2 separate regions of the Mus musculus genome follow, and region 2 is linked to region 1. A link is a loop called in an ENCODE intact Hi-C map of the cell type or tissue named here. Cell type or tissue: heart. All regions are shown on one strand. Links, peaks and the distances in the headings refer to the core of each region. The heading gives the core; the rest is flanking DNA.

What was found. A loop is a pair of places that touch in the nucleus more often than their neighbours do. Peaks named below come from ENCODE experiments on the same cell type or tissue, not always from the same donor. Only the 100,000 strongest peaks of a DNase experiment are listed, where the experiment ranks them.
Region 2: a loop joins it to region 1, with 2.6 times the contacts of the local background. A loop is called at or near these places in 5 of 42 quality-filtered maps.

Annotation. Positions count from the first base shown.
Region 1 is chr2:35,197,884-35,206,220 of GRCm38, reverse strand. It overlaps Rab14 (RAB14, member RAS oncogene family), which reads left to right and starts at 5,101. Exons shown (of 8, transcript NM_026697.4): 1 at 5,101-5,461. In heart, for the core only: a CTCF peak has its summit at 5,004; a DNase peak (open chromatin) is centred at 5,150; H3K4me3 peaks cover 3,114 bases; H3K27ac peaks cover 2,073 bases.
Region 2 is chr2:35,331,957-35,340,293 of GRCm38, reverse strand. It overlaps Stom (stomatin), which reads left to right and starts at 3,285. Exons shown (of 7, transcript NM_013515.2): 1 at 3,285-3,435. The coding sequence starts at 3,375. In heart, for the core only: no CTCF peak of the experiment used is centred there; DNase peaks (open chromatin) are centred at 1,423, 2,563 and 3,193; H3K4me3 peaks cover 1,877 bases; H3K27ac peaks cover 2,203 bases.

The DNA of each region.
Region 1 (8,337 bases), core at 45-8,044:
TATAAAGTACATAAAGAACAGTGAGACAAGACCAGGTGGTCATGGCAATGATTCAGTACTGAGGGGGTCCGCAATGCCTCCCCTGGGAGCTGGTGACCCCCGAGTAGCTGCTGTATTGTCCAGATGACTGCCGGTCCCAGTGTTTTGGCCTCAGCTTTCTGATAACACCCCATTGAGGGACTGGGAAGTGAGGGAGGAGAGCTGAAAGCAGTTTAAATTGTTCTCCCTCCATACTTTGCTCTCCCCCTCCACAAGCCCCTGCTAGGCTGACTCCCTCCCTCCACCAGTGCAGGCAGCAATTGGGCAGAATGGATCAGTTAAATCTGCTGCCTGAACTGATATCCAGTCTCCCCTTGCTACAGGCATACTTGGTCTTCCTTGATGAATTAGAGCTCCTCTCAACTCTAGAAGGGGATATGAGACTCTATGCAGAGAGTGGAAGGAGAGCCCCTCCCCACTGCATTTTCCATGGAGACCGATGTCCCTGTCATCTCTCCAGCCCATCTTTCCACTGAGTAGTGCTGAGGGTATGTGTCTGTGCGTAGCATCTATGAATGGGGGAAAGGATTGAAAAGCAGTGGAGTGGAGGTGGGAGCTTCCTGGAACAAGATCCACACCTTGAATAATAGGTGTTCAAATCCCTTGCTAGAAGGTCCATAGTTCCAGCCACTCATGGCCCTTTGCATGTAAAATATGGACTCTTTGGAGACTTTTGTTTTTAGGTTGGCCACAGGAGGAGTTCAAAGACAACAGAAAAGATGCTTCCCGATGTCTATTACATAAGTGAGTCACCTTTTTAAAGAGCTGCATAATATTCTACAATGCGGATGTGCTGTAAGTTACTGTAACAGCTATCTATTTTCGTCTCTAGTCCTTTGCTATTACAGTGCCCCTATAAATATTGTGTGTATATCTTCCAACATACAAACAGTGTTTTAATAGAGTTAGCTGGAAGTGCTGACAGATGTTCAGCAAGACAGCTCTTAATGATACAGCATTCAGTTACATTGGGCTTAACTTTAGAAATTCTAGGATCGGTTACAGAAATAACTTTATAATGATTAATGATTATAACTATATAATAACTTTATAATTTCCTTGCTTAGCATGAGTGGCAGTCTTCATTTGCAACAATGTTTCTGTTCAATACTACTTCAAAATGATCCAGTAAGCTGCAGTCCAGATCTCCAAGTGCAGCTAAGGAAGAGTAGCAGGGTAGAGCTCAGAGCAGGAACTCTGGAGTCCTGTCCTGCCAGGCTCCTGACTCAGCACTGCCAATTTTTACCTATAGGACAACTTTTACCTTTAGGCCTATATGACATTACTCCTTTTCATCTGTAAAATGGATGGATACAGTGATGAATTCATAGAGTTGTCTTAGAATGGGACCAGAGAGATGGCTCAAAGGTTAAGAGCATGTATTCTTGCAGAAGACCTATTCCATTCCCAGAATGTACATAGTGGCTTGTAACCATCTATAACTCCAACCATTCCAGGGAGTCTGGTGCCTCTTACTTCTGTGGACACCAGGCATGCGCACGGTGCATAGGCATACAGGCAAATCATTCATACACTTACAATTAAAAATTAAAAAGGCTTATAGAAACTAGGTAAGAAAATGACTTTTGGATAGTTCTTGGTGTGTAATAATTGTTCAGTAACACCAGAAGGTTTCACTTCAGGTAACAAACAGACAGAAACTTTCTGGTTAGGTACAAATTCATCCCTGAGCAAACAGTGACAACTGATGCTCAGTTTTCTCCTTTAGTTACCAAGACAGTATCAAAGCAAAAAAAAAATTTTTATTCTTTGCCATGTTTAAGAAGGAATTCACATCCTGGTACATACAAGTGTTCTACAACTGCCTAGAAATTTCCTTGATTTAAAAAATGTCAAAATATGTACATAAGTATAAAAAAATGTATAAATGTCTTAGTCATTGCCAGTTGCTGTGAAGAGACCTCAGGACCAAGGCAACTTGTAGAAAAGGAAGCATTTAATTGAGGTTTCCTTACAGTTTTAGAGGCTTAGTCTATTATCATCACGGCAGGGAATATGGTGGCATCTAGGCATGTGTGAGAGCAGTACCTGAGAGCTGCATCTCACTCCTTAGGCACAGAGAGGGGTGGGGGACTGGGCTAACATTTTGAAATCTCAAAATGCACCCCTAGTGAGTGACACACTTCTTCCACAAGGTTCCAACAGGGCCACAGCTCTTAATCCCTTTAAACAGTTCACTCCCTGGTGACTCAGCATTCAAATCTATGAGCCTGTGGGAGCCATTCTTACTCAAACCACTACTTTTCACTCCCTGCCCCCATAGGTTTGTAGCCATGTCATAATGCAAAAATACATTCAGTCCAATTTCAAAAGTCCCTGTAGTATATAACAGTATCAACACTGTTTAAAAGTCCAAAGTCTCTACTGAGACTGATGGCCATCTCTTAACTGTAATCTCCTGAAAAATCAAAAATAAAAAGCAGGTCACATACTTCCAATATACGATGGCACAGAAGATACCATTCCCAGAAGAGAAAAGGAAGCATAGTGAAGACATACTGGACCAAAGCAAGACTGAAAATCAGCAGGGCAAACTCTAAATTCTGCATCAGATGTGTGATATCAAAGCGCTCTCCACATCTCCAACCCCCTTTAGCTTTGTTGGCTGAAACAGACTTCTTTCTTGGGATGGTTCCACATTTAGTCGGCAGCTTTCCTTGTCAGCTCTCCTACAACTCTGGCATCGCAAACATCTTGGGGTCTCCAAGGCAATCCAGGCTTCACCTTCACAGATCCATGCAGTGGTCTTTCTAGATCTCCATGTAGAGGACAACGCTGACTCATTCCTGGCTTCAGTGGCTTTCCTTAGCCATGGAGAGAGATTCCACAGTCCATATCTGGTATCCTTGACTCTAAAGTCAGAACCATGTGCCTGAAGCTGCCATGATCTTCTCTTTGCTGGGGCTGGAACATGGCCCCTTGTTCAAATACATTTTCACCACCTTTCTGCTTTCTATGGTTTCTTTAATTGCTTAAAAATTTCCTTAATCCCTTTTGACAAACTGGCAGCTTAGTTGAGTGGGGTCCTCCCCTGAGGCCACCACTGCCTTTATTCCATTTAGCATCAGGCTTTTCTTTTAAACTTTTTCCAGAGCCCAAGACTCTTAGCTCCATTATACTTTCTAGTGCTATAACTGTGCATTCTGTATTTCTCTCTGCCCAACTTGCTTCTTTTCATTGTAGATCTAAATAAAAGTGACCACTAGTGACACAGTCAACACTAGGCTATCTTGAAATCTCCTCTTCCAAGGCCATTAATTCATTAATTCTTCAATTTATCCTCCAGGAATTTTTAGGACAAAGTGGCCATATTCTTTGTCAAAATATCACAAGGATGGCCTCTAGGCCACTCATTATTCCCCTCTGAAATATCTTGAGTAGGTTCCTATTCAAATTGCCCTCGGCACTGTCTTCCATGTTCCTACCAGGATGGCATATTAAGCCCCACTTAAAATCTCCAATGCTTTTTCTAGTCCAAAGTCCCAGTTGTTTCCATATTCCTCCAACAAATGGAATGGTCATGACTGTCACACAACACCCCAGTCCATGGCACCAATTTCTATCTTATATATGTCATATGGGGCCCATTCTTATTTAAACCACCACAATGAATTAAACCACTGACCTCCAGGACTGGAAGAGAGTACCTTATGCTTATCAAATAATAATAGTCCCCATTCAAGGTATTATATGCCAGGAATTTTGTATGCATTGTCTATTTAATTTTAACAAGAAAGATAGGAATTAGATATCACATCCTTACTTTGGAGAAAAGTCTGAGGACCTGAGAAAGTAAATGACATGTATAAAACTGTTGTCTGTATCATGTATTTATCAAAACAAGAGATTTTCAAACTGCTATGTATTTTTCTAATGACATCTCACTTTCCTAAGGCAGAACCAGTTTACAACGAAAGGTTTTAAACGCTTAGAATTGCGACTTTTCTTTGGGGGTTCTGGAAAGGGCCATTTTATCCACTAGGCATGGTAGGGATAATGGTTACAGTCCATAGTCCCTTCAGAGACACACAAGATATGTACCAAATCCTTTAAAATCATGGGGGGAAACCTGGGTGTGATGGTGCATGTCTTTAACCATAACACGGGAATACAGAGACTGGCAAATCTCTGCAAGTTAGAGGCCACCCTGATTCACATAGTGAGTTCCAGGGGAACCAGAAGTACATACTGAAATCCTGTATTGAACCCCACTCCACTCCTCAAAAAAAATCAGGAGAAAAAAGGTCAACTTCTATGCTGAAAAAAAAAATTGCTTTGCTTTGCGTTATTAACATATCCATCCTTGTGGCAATGTAATTGTAAAATATAAATTAAACGTAAATGTAAGATAAATAACGTAAATGTCAAATAAATAATAAGATAAAAAAAGGAAATGTAAGATAAACGTAAATGTAAGATAAGTAAATCCACATCCAGGTTCTACAAGGCAAAAAGACGAAAGACCAAGAAAGTGAAACTGTTGCTTTCACCAAGGTGTCTTGGGAAGGTGGGAGTGGGAAGTGTCTTGGGAAGGTGGGAGTAAAAATGTCAAGTTTCCCTCTTCCTGTTGCTGGTGTCCGCAAAGCAAGGTTAAGCTAGACAAAGATGAAACACAAGAAAGGGCCACCTCCTAGCTACATGATTATACAAATGGGTTGGTCAATGTGAACCACCCTTTTGCCTCTGATGGCACGAGAAGCGTCTCTGGGTGTTGGCCAGCCTTGTTCCTACTAGTCTCCAATTGGTCTGTAAATGTTGAATAAATGCAGTAAATACGTGTGTGTTCCAGAAGCCGGTATACAGAGGCGGCCCAGTGATAAGCAGTTACGCGTATTAAAAATAGTTAGGTCTCTAACGGCGACAATTCTGGACAGACACTGTCAACCCTTAGAAAACAGCGTGCGAACCTGCGCAGTAACTCCGCCGGGAGGCGTGGCACACGACTACGCTTGCGCAGGCTCCTTTCCCCGCCTCCTTCAGGCGTGAGGACCAGTGGGGGCGGGCCGAGGCCGAGGCGGGTCTACTCCGGAGGGGCGAACTGACGAAGGGGCGTGGCCGTCAGGTTAGTCTCCACCACCCTCTTCCGGGCTCCGCTGGCTGCGCGCGCATCCTCCCCCCTTCTTTTGTGGTCCGGCCCATTGCGAGGGTGACAGGAAACCCTGTGCAGGGAGCGCCGCCATCTTGGGCCAGCCCGAGGAAGATCCTGAGGGAGCCGCAGGAGCAGCCGCCGCCGCCACCGCGACTGCCACCCGAGTGTCTGCAACCTCCGGCCAGCCCGCCTACCTGCCAGGGCCTCGGCTGACGGATTCCGGCCTCCCTCCCGCCGCGTCCGCCCTCCGCTTCCTCGTCCTGACGTCCCCCTCCCGTCCGGAAAGCTGCCCAGCCACCAGCAACCCCCCAGGTAACCAAGGCCTTCCGCAGGGGCCGCCGGAGCCAGCCTCCCAGCCCGGCCCTTCCAAGGGGCGGAGGCGAGCCGAGAGGTAGGCGGGCGGCGTCCCGGGCTGGGCCCCGCAGGCCGCGGCCAGCCCGGGGGTCGGCGGAGGGCGCCGGCCTGACAGGACTCCGCGGGGCGAGCTGTCGCCCGCGCCGTCCCGGGCGGCTCGCGCTCCCTGCCCGCAGCCGGGCTCCGAGGCGTGCAGGGAGGGTGTGTTCCCACCTCATCCGTCCGACCTGCGGGGCACAGCCGCGGCCTCCGCAGGCCCGAGTCTCGCCGCCTTTGCCCGCGGCTGTAGAACACCCCCGCAGTGTTGCCCCACGCGTGGCGCGCCGGCCTGCCACCCACGAGCCCCCAGCCGTGGCAGTCCCACCCTACAGGGCCTCAACAAAAGGCAGCGCTTCGGCGTCTCGGGCTGGCTCCCGTGTCCTTGTAAGCCACCGCTCTGTCGTCCCGGCTGAGGATTGGGCGTGTGGGACTGTGCGCGAGGTTCTCCGAATCCCTGTAAAGTCCCTGGCCAGCCTGCACTGGTTGGAACCTAGACAGCATCTAGAAAGAACGAAGGGAAAAAGTTTGGGCATCTCGAGAATTTGAGAAAAGACGATGGAACGGGAACGCTAAAACTCCAGTGTGTGCCAGACACGGGTTTAGGTGTCTTCACACATAGCTTGCTTGCTTCGAGTGCCTTTTGAGAGTTTTCCGCATTTTTTTAATAAGGGGCGAGGGACGGACCGAAGCCAGAAGTTGTCCTGTAGCTGAGTAATGATGGAACACAAATGATGGCTTCTCCCTATCCTGGCTGGTATGTTTTGTACTACAGTACATTCCACGAGGGCTGAGATACACAATACTGGATCGGTTCAGAGAGGAGACAACTGAATTCCATTTTCTCTCCATTCACACTGGGTGAGAACTGATAAGACCCAAAATCTATCATGTCAGCTGCTACTCTGGCAAATGCTCCTTGGAGGAGAGGTGGTGGTAGCATGTCCTCCGTATTTGTGAAGAAAGCTATGTTCTTGGTGGCTGCACAGCCAAGTATGGAAATTCTTGGAAAGTTTACTGGTCATGACATGTTGTTTCAATTACCTTTTATGTAAATGTGATTGTTGAGTACAAATTTGACCCATTAATAATGCAGCTTCCTCTTTTCCCTTCCCTGCAGCAGGCGATTATCTCGGGAATTCAGTGTAACTAGGAAATGGCAGAACCCAAGGCACAAAACCTTAGCCTACACGCTTTCGTGCATGGTCAAGTAAAATCGCCCAAACCATACCTACATGTTAGTTACTGAATTGATCCTAACCAAGTTAGCTAACCTCCCAGACTCAGTGTCCTTATAAATTGTGCCCACATTTCAGGGTCATTTTAAGGATTAACTAGAATTAAAGAAAGCTCAGGTTTGACATGCAAGTTGCCTGTAGTTTTGCTAGCCATATAATGGGTGTTTAATATCTGTTGGACAAGTACTGTCGAAGTAGACTCTGGCTTAATCTTACCTGCCCATTTAGTAGTATATAACCATCAGTAAATCACTTCTGACCCGGTTTCCTAACTTGTAAAATGAATTTTTAGGGTTAGAAATTGTTTATAAAGTAGCTAGTTTATATTAGGGGCTCAGTAAGTGGAGTTATTGTAAAGGTGTAAAAACCTTAGATTATAATTGCTATTGAAAATTCCTTGGAATTAAGGCTTTTTAAAAAAATTTGCTTTATATTTTTCATGTTAAATTGTATATTTGTAAACTTAAGCTTTGCAACAGAGCTTGAAAATTTCTTGCAGCCAGGTTTTATAGGTCTTATTTGCATACTCTTAGCAAGACTTGTAAGATAAAAATGTTCAAACTATAGCTCTCGAGGTGTTTATGACATTAAAAACGTTAGCAATGTGGGCCTGGCAAGATGGCTCAGTAGGTAAAGTCTTTTGCTGCCACGCTGACAACCAGACTTAGATTCTGGAACCCACCCAGAAGGAGGAGAGAAAGGATTCATGCTAGTTATTCTCTCTAATATCTACATGTGTGCCACATGTGCACACATACAGTCATACACAAGTATTTTAAAAGTATGCAGGAGACAAATTATTATTAATATTAAGTTATACTATATTTCAAACTTTTTAAAGTTTGCAAAATAAAGCATCAGTATAGTGAGCATTAATACTGTATTACTGATCAGTGTCTGCAGTGAACAGTCTTGGTCTATCTCTACACTGCTCCTACCAAACTCACCTGGGTCTGAGACAAGTCATTAGTAAGCTTTTACTAATTCTTTCAAGTGCAGGTACCATTGTTTTGTTGTTGTTGTTGTTAAATACTTTTATGGAAATCAGAAAACAGATTTGGGAGTACTTCATTTCTTATTCATAGCACACTATCATTAGTGGGAAGGTTTTGTCTTTCTCTGTGGACATTGTTAAGCAGTCTGGTATTTTAAATTTTTTATTACATTAATTTACACAAAAGTGTAATCTTAAGTGAGTTATGAAAAGTTGGTTTCAGAAATGGGCAGGTTATTTTCCAAGGTTGTATTTCTATTATGGAAAGAAAATTGACCATTTGGATTAGATTGATTATTCGATTAATTATAGAAGTTTCCTGTCCACCTGACTAACATGTGGCATAGAATTCCAGTTCAGGGGCCTCTAAGCAAGGATGCACCCATTCTTGAGTTCCATGAAGGTAGAGACAATGTTACTCCCTTTTTGATTATTGTTAAAACCTTTCAACATTGTTTGTGATTAGTAGATGTGGGGTATTTTTATGTTGTTGGTGTTTAATCACAAAAGTAGTCTGGTCTCCAGTGTTTATAACAAAATACATAAAAACCCTAAAACTGAAGAGC
Region 2 (8,337 bases), core at 101-8,100, 130 kb before region 1:
GTTTCTCTGTGTAGCCCTGGCTGTCCTGGAACTCACTCTGTAGACCAGGCTGGCCTCGAACTCAGAAATCTGCCTGCCTCTGCCTCCCGAGTGCTGGAGAGATGGCTCAGCTGTTAATGGCTAGGCTCACAACCCAAAATATAAAATTTTCATCAAAATTATGAAAGGATCTGAAGAGATGGCTCAGCAGTTAAAGGTGTTTATGGTTCACATGCTGGTTTATAACCATCTATAACTCCAGTTCCCAAACATCGCATCTTCTCCTGAACTCTACAGTGGGATACAGACATGCATGGAAAGCAAAACACTCATATAACCTCTAAAAATCCTTATGATCGTTTGATTAATGGTGATAAAACTGCAGGCAAATTTCCTTTCTACTGACCCGGAACTCCACTTTTTAAAAACAATCTGTCCGCATGAGTATAGGAGTGCGTGTATGCGCAAGGGTGTGGACCTTTGTGTGCATGGAGATCAGATTTCTCAGAGCCAGATGCCAGACTCATTGTATGGGCGTTAGTGACACCAGATAGCAGATAGATTCTTTTTCTCTGTTATTAAGGAATTAAAAAGACAGGGAAATGGCTCAGCGTGAAACAAAAACTTACCTCAGACTCCAGAGGCTCCAGAGCCGAGAACCACTGACGCTCAGAGGTTTTTATGTGGGTTCAAGTATTATCTTTTTGATGACACTCGTGTTCTATGGGACTTACAGTGCTTGTGTGCCTCTTTTGGTGTAGTAATTTGATCGCCTGCTTCTGTCTATGAACATCTATCTCCCTTCCAACTGTCTTTCCCTCTGCTTCAGAGGTCCACAGTACCACTGGGATCCAAACTTCTCTTTATGATTAGGGAGCAAGCCATCTCTCCAGTCCTCTTTTAAAAAATTCTAACTTCTTGAAAATTCAAAAGGAGGTGTGTGTGTGTGTGTGTGTGTATGTGTGTGTGTGTATGTGTGTGTGTATGTGTGTGTGTGTGTGTGCACACGCGCGTGTATTACCTGCATGCACTTAAGCGCATACCATGTGTGCCTGGCTTTCACAGAGGCCTGAAGAAAGCAAGTGAATCTGTGGAGTGGATGATCCAGGTGATTGTAAACTGCCCGCTGTGGGTGCTGGGAACTGAACCCAGGTCCTCTGAGAGAACAGGAAGTACTCTTAACTACTGCGCCTCCTAAAATTATTTTTTAAAGAATATTTAGCCCAAACATTTACAGAGAATGTGTGTGAAAGTCAAAATTTGACAGTACTATGGGCAAGTGAAAGTCGAAATATTTAACTCAGAATTGGAAACTCTCATCTATTCCCTACAGTTTGTTCTTCATCTGGGGCCCAGAATTAATGCTGGAACTGATGCAATCTGGAGTGGGTGCCAGCAAATGTTTTGCAAACCCTCTGTCCCAAAGGGCAGCGGCTCACAAATGACGCTGGCTGAGATTGTCTTGAGAGTTCAGTTCAGGAGCACGAGCAGCACAGACAAATACACTTGGAAACACCGTTTTCCTTTCTAGTAAAAGAACAGTGAAACATAAATACTTTATTACAATAAGCAAGGATTAATTTCCTATTTGCACTGCTTCCCCGAGAGCCACAGCATATACAGGAAGTTCACACCCTGGGGTTTATTTATGGCAGAATGGGGAAAATGAAGCTGTGGACTTTGTCAAGGAAGATTCCGAGAGAACAGACCATTAAGCTACCATAGCCCCCGCCTTCTCTACGAGCAGCTTATCGATAAAAGGCTAACCATGTGATTACATGAGTTGGGACATCATCCCCAGGACTATAAATATTTGACCTATTTTATGGGAAGTCAATTTGAGAAAGCTGAATCACAAAGCTTAAAATTCTAGAACCTTCACCCTCAAGCAAAGGTCGACTTGATCCTTCCCACTGTCACTTTCCTGCTTTCTTCTGGACAATATCAGTGTTCCAGAGCTATAAAGTCAAGGGACAGCATTTCATGAGAGGGAACCACCACAAGGCATCTGGAATTACACAGCAAATACTGTGTGTGTGTGTGTGTGTGTGTCAGAGAGAGAGAGAGAGAGAGAGAGAGAGAGAGAGAGAGAGAGAATGTTTCCAAGAGGGAGCTCTCAGCAGTGATGAACTAGCTCTGTATCTTTATAACTGTGTTTATAAGAATGTATATACATGTGATAAAATGGCATATTTGAATACTTATTCTGTCAGGGCCAATTTCCTATTTTGAGACTGCACATAAAACAGATTTAACTATAGGAGTAACATGAATAGAGGGTCCTTGTGACCACTATAATGTCTTTTCAGCTTTCTGTGATTCTATGTTTATTCAAAATAAAATGCCTTTTAAAAGTTTATTTTGTGTACCTTAATATTTCCCTGAACAGTTTGCATTGGGACAGTCCAGGGAGAAAAACAAAAACAAAAACAAACAAACAAAAAAAAAAACCAGCAGTGATTTTTCAAACATGAGGTTTTCAGTTACAAACTGCAAGGGAGGCAACTTGAGACTGGGAGGGTTCTGGCAAGTGCTTCCTCCAGAGCCTGGACACTGTAAAATGTAATTTTAGAATCCAGGCCCGACCTTTCACCTCTCATGAATAAGTCTGCCCCCATTCCAAGGTTGGCTCTTTCAGGGGACATTTTTCACGGGCCACATCCTTATTTATAGAAAGAAGCCTTTCGGTTTTGATTAATCAAATGGGCTCCGTGCTGTTGCTTTCGAAACACCCTTAGCTTGTTTGTTTGTGGTATAATACAAACTTCACGAGGGCTGGCACTGTGTCCACCTCTGCCCACTGCATCAACTGGGAGGCCCTCGCCTGCTAGAGGCCAAGCGCTCCGTAAGTTAATTTTGTCTGAAAAAAGTAATGTACCGCCTGGAAATTGGTCTTCTTTGGGGCAAGAGCATTGACGCGAACTCCTTCCTCTCACTGCCTACCCGATGTACCAGGCTATACTCAGCACCCTCAGCACGCCCCTCAATCTGCAAGACCCCCACTACAAGAGGACGCCTTCCCCCTCACTAATGCCTGGAATCACAGGATGCCTTGCACCGCTCCTCAGCCCCGCCCTGTTCTCACAGCTTCTCCTCGGATCAACCCACTGGAAGCTGGAGCGAGACTCTGGCAGGGCCTTAAGCATTCTGGCCTCACTGTCTTACCCTCCTAGTATCTGCCTGCCAACACCCCCTTCAGGCCACGCCCCCTCCGGTCACGCACTCTGAGGGCGGGAGAGGCGTGTCTTCTCCTCCATTCCCGGGCACCTATTGGGCGGGCCGCCAGCTGGGGGCGGGACTGCACCAGAGCTTGAGCCCCTTCGTTGCTAACGGCTCTCAGTAAAGCTCCGGCTTTGGGAACTGACGAGTTTTTGAGCGACTCTGACTCCAGCACTATGTCTGACAAACGGCAGTCCAGCCATGTCCAGTCTCAGCGGATCCCTGAGTCCTTCAGAGGTGAGTCTCTCGTCCCCCGCACAGCCTCTTCAAGCCCCCCTCTGGGTCCCGAGACCCACCGCCTGCAGTGAGAACCCCCGCAGACCGCCGGCGTGCCTCCACTGCACTGTGTGCGCTTCGCAGAGCCGTCGTCTTCTTCATTCCTGGGTTCTCGGGCTGATACATGATGATTTGGGGGTGCTGGGGTGCAGCCTGCATGGCAGTCAAGAGGGCGCACTCGCGCGGCAGGGGCGTGTATCCATTGCTCGGCACCCTAGCAGGCAAGAACTGGCTTATCCTTTGGGTCCTAGATGCCAGGTGCCTATCACCAGCGCTTCTTTATCTCGGGCGGTGCACGCAGACCAGGACAGACCCTGGCAGCCAGGAGTGGTAGAGGCGCCTCTTCTGCAGCTTCAGCCTCCTCTGCTCATTCTTGTTTCTTTTCTGCCCCAGCGCCTGGGAGGGGAAGCAAGCAGTCCCAACAAGTAGCCTTCAGCAATCCCTACGTGATCCACAGTCCTCTGAACCAGGGAAGAACTCCCACCCTCTTCCTGCCGTCCCCAGCTTCGGGAAACTAATCAATTTCCTAGTAAAGGGCTAGGCTTCAACCTATGACACAGTAGGCGGTATAGGCAGAAGAAAGGAGGTCTCCCTGGCTTTCCTTCCAGTTCCATTGTCTGTCCCATACTGTGTCCACTTTTGTCTTAGAGATCTCTCCTTCCAGGTAAATAGCTCACCACTCTTCTGGAGCCTTCCTAGTTTTGAAGGCAAGAACTGTTAGCAGGCCCTCAGGCTATCTTCTATAAAAAAATTAGAGCCCTTGAGCGAACTACCTCCTTGAGCCTTTAAATTGTATAACTCCTTGGGGTCAGGAGATGCCCAGTAAGAGAAAATAAACCTCGCAGGAGTCCTGCTATCCTCCTGGGAGCTTTACTAATCTAAAGGAATTATTTCTAAAGATGGAATTTCAGGGAGAATGACACGGTGGAAGAGATTTAGGAGGCTGAGTGGGCTTTTCCATCATCCTGCGGAGACAGCTGTCATCCATTCGGATTATTTGCAAAGCCAACCTGGCCTCCCATCTAACGCCCATCCCCCTGCCCAGAAGCATCTTTAACTCTTTCTCAGGCGAATCTTGAGGATCTCAGATGGCTCCAGAGTGTTGTAATAGGAAACCTACAGGATTCCATCCTCGGGATTATGCAGAAAAGCCTGTGTGTGTATCATTCTCCATACTTTAACCCTTCCCCCAACTGGGAGCATAGCAAAATTAAAGAGAGCCATAGCAAAACTGACCCTTAATAGGCTAAGCACTACCCTAAGTGTTTTATAATGTGATCTTATTGAGTCCTCACAACTGATACTTAGTGACTTAGTCACAAAGGCTTAAAATTCAAATGTAATTCTAAAATGTGAACAGGAGAAAAGTGCCAAGTCTGCCTCTTCAGTGCTGGTCTCTGGCTTTAGATCAAAGTGTGGGTGTGTTGGCGGTCTCCTTCACCTGTACTCAGACCACCGAAGTGGGGTTGGATTTGGAGCCCCACCCTAGGACCCCCCTGTGGGAAGTGGATTTGGAGCCCTGCCCTAGGAATGAACTCAATCTCTATTCCTAAAGATCATTATATTTTTCTTGCTCACAGACCAATTTGAGTTTTGGTTCTAGACCCCTTTTCTTGGTTCTACACTTGGCTGTTTTAGACAGAAATCTTGAGTTAGTGAAAATGATTGGGCTTTTTCTCAAGTATTATACAATTGAAATTTTGCTTGGCTTTGTCACTTTTTTATTTAAAAAGCTTTGCTTTTACTGTGTGTGTGTGTGTGTGTGTGTGTGTGTGTGTGTGTGTGTCCATCTTGTGGAGAGATCAGAAGACAACTTTTGAGCTTTTTCCTTCCAACAAGTGTGATCCAGGGATCAACTTCAGGCCATCCATGCTACAGCAAGCACCTTTGTGGGCTGGGGTAGCTCACCTGCCCACCTTTTAATCTTTGTTTTCTCACTGGTAAGCCTCAGAGATTTAACACTAGGAAGAAATCTATTACTATAACATACTAAACAGAACTTTTTAAATGTGCGTCATTTTGCCAAACATCTAATTGCAATCCTGGGACAAGGAAATGTCTTTATTCTCTGTCTTTCAGTAAAGAAACTGAGTCAGAGTGATAAAATTTCAGACAGCCTAAAAAATTGAGAACCAGGTTTCCAACCCAGGCTCTGACTTCCCGAGGGATGTTCCCAGTCCTGCAGCGATCCATAAAGGAGGTACCACAATAGAGGGTCTGGTCCAGCCTCAGGACTTCACTGAGGGTAAGAGGGAGTAAACAAAGGGAGCCTAAAGGATCAGTGTGACTCAGGACCTCCCAGAGAAAGCCACTCCAGAGGACTGCTTCTGATGGAAGCATGCAATTACACAGTGCCAACTCTGCCTCTTTGTGTCTTTGTGGAGAAGTGGTCCCCCGTAGATAAACATGGCCAAAGCTAGGACCAACCAAGGAAGTTAAGCTAGAGCAGTGGACAATAGTGCAGGTGGATGGCAGAGGAAAGTGTTGTTGTAAAGAAGAGCCTTGTCAACAAGATAGATCCCTGGGGAGGATCCCTTGGAAAGAAGCAGAACCATGGGACTGATATGTTTATTTCAGTTGCTACAGTTGATCAGAATGGTGGGACTTTAACTTCTTCAATAATTGACCTGATTAAACCACCAGTGGTGATAAATGAACTCAAACGGAAGACTAAGACTGCAGAAGCTATTGTTTATACAGTTTGTGATGAAATAGATTTCAGTGTCACTGAATAGCATATGCTTTACACTGTAAAAGACAGAGTGAATAACTATCTGGCCTGCTTTTAAAAATGTAAAATGTTGATAAAGTGATTCAGAGGTGACTAAACTAGGTAATGAGTTTTAAAGAGGGCACAGGCAGGCAATTTCCTGTAAACTGTTATGAGCACATAGCAGTATCTGCCTAGAATCCTGCATATACTTGTGTCTTGACTATTGTGTAATGTAACTGTCAGTTGGACCCATCTGTTACCCTTTCCTTTTTTGCCTCATTGTAAGAACTCAGGGTGAGCCAGGTGGTTGTGGCCTATGTCTTTAACCTCAGCATTTGGGAGGCAGAGGCAGGTGGATCTCTGTGAGTTCAAGGCTAGCCTGGTCTACAGAGTGAGTTCCAGAATAGCCAGAGCTACACAGAGAGCAGCTCAGTATGAGGCATATAGCAGATGAATAAATGTTTGCTGAAAGAAAAGGGAAATGGGAGTAAATCATCTTGTTAAACGTTGATAGTTTATTGTTTTTTGATTTTTAGGATGTGGCAATTCTTTTCCTTATGTATTCTTAAGTCTGCTTATTCAGGTGTGTATTAACAATAAAGGAACTATAATTGGCAAGGAAAGATAGTGTACCTTATGAAACCCGAGAGAAGTTAGAGAATCTAGAGGATACAAGTGTGCCTCAGTTCTCTGTAACACACTTGCACCTCCTTTTTCTTTTCTGTCTCTGCCTACACTCTGGGACTACCAAAGAAACCTGGACCTCAAGCTTGTGTTTGATATTTTAGTAGATGGAACCTTGGAGATATAACCAAGAAAATGCCTTCAATTATGAGACAATAAAAAGGATGCCCACTGAGGGAAGGTAGCATGGTCCAGGGAAGTGAGTGGCATTAGAATGGAAAGCCTGGGTTGTGGGCTCAGTACCATCACTCACTACCTGGGTCACTTAGGCAAGTTCCCGGACTTCCAGAGTCAGTCAATTGTAGGCATAACCTTACTGCCCTATCTCCCAATAAGATCTGTGTAGGAGGTACAGAGGGCTTTGTGCTCACAGATAAGCACCAGGGAACCAGGAATGTTAAACACATAGGGTTGGCTCTGCAGAGAGGGGGATGTTTTCTGCCCAGAACGCTGAGAGAAGAAATAGGTCAAAGCTTGGTGAACTTTGTCCTATCTTTATGGCCAAGGCCACGCCAGGTCCTCCCACAGACCGCCATCATGAGCTTATTTTTCTCAGTCAATTGACTGACCCCATCTTTATGGAAGATGTCACGTGTACTTCACAGAGAGTTTCCATGTAGCATGGCTTAAGCTTTACTGTGCACACAGGATTGAGTTCACTAGCATCAGAAAATTTTTTTCAGCAAATTGTGCTGTGGTTGAATATGCCTAAAATAAACTACTTGGGGTCAGACTCTCAAAGTTTGAGCCAACACTGACTACTGAGTTGTGTTAACCAAACTGTCTTCTTATCTCTCACACATCAACACTCTGCTGGCCCTGGGATCTCAGAGACCCCCACAGATATATGTGAATCTTCTTTTGAAATGTTGAGGTTTTTTTATGATATTACTTCATAGAGAAAAGAAAGAATGAAAAGATTAAAGATGACTAGACTTGCAGGGATATACCCACTTCCCATTCAGTTCACGTTCAGGAGAAAGTGGGAAAGACGAGAGTGACGGATTCCCTGACAGAGTTCACAACTCTTTACTGCCCCACGTGTGATCTGTTCTCCCCCCCTGAGATGGAATCCCCAAACACATTGTTAGCCTTGATATTTTCTCCATGGCATGCAGGTCCCAGAAGACAGTTTACCCAATAAAACCACTTATTCCTTATGTGGTGGTGTGAATAGGCTCAGTGTTTGAAGGCTTGACCCATAGGGAGTGGCAGTTAGGAACTGTGGCCTTGTTGGAGGAATCTGTCACTCGGGGTGGGGGGATTTGAGGTCTCAGAAGCTCAGGACAGTCTTTTTCTGCTTCCTTTGGATCAAGATGTAGAACTCTAGCAACCATGTCTGCCTGGATACCATCACCATGAGGATAATAGACTAAACTTCTGAACTGTAATCTTGCCCCAATTAAATATTTTCCTTTATAGGAGTTGCTGTGGTCATGGTGCCTCTTCACAGCAGTAGTACCCTA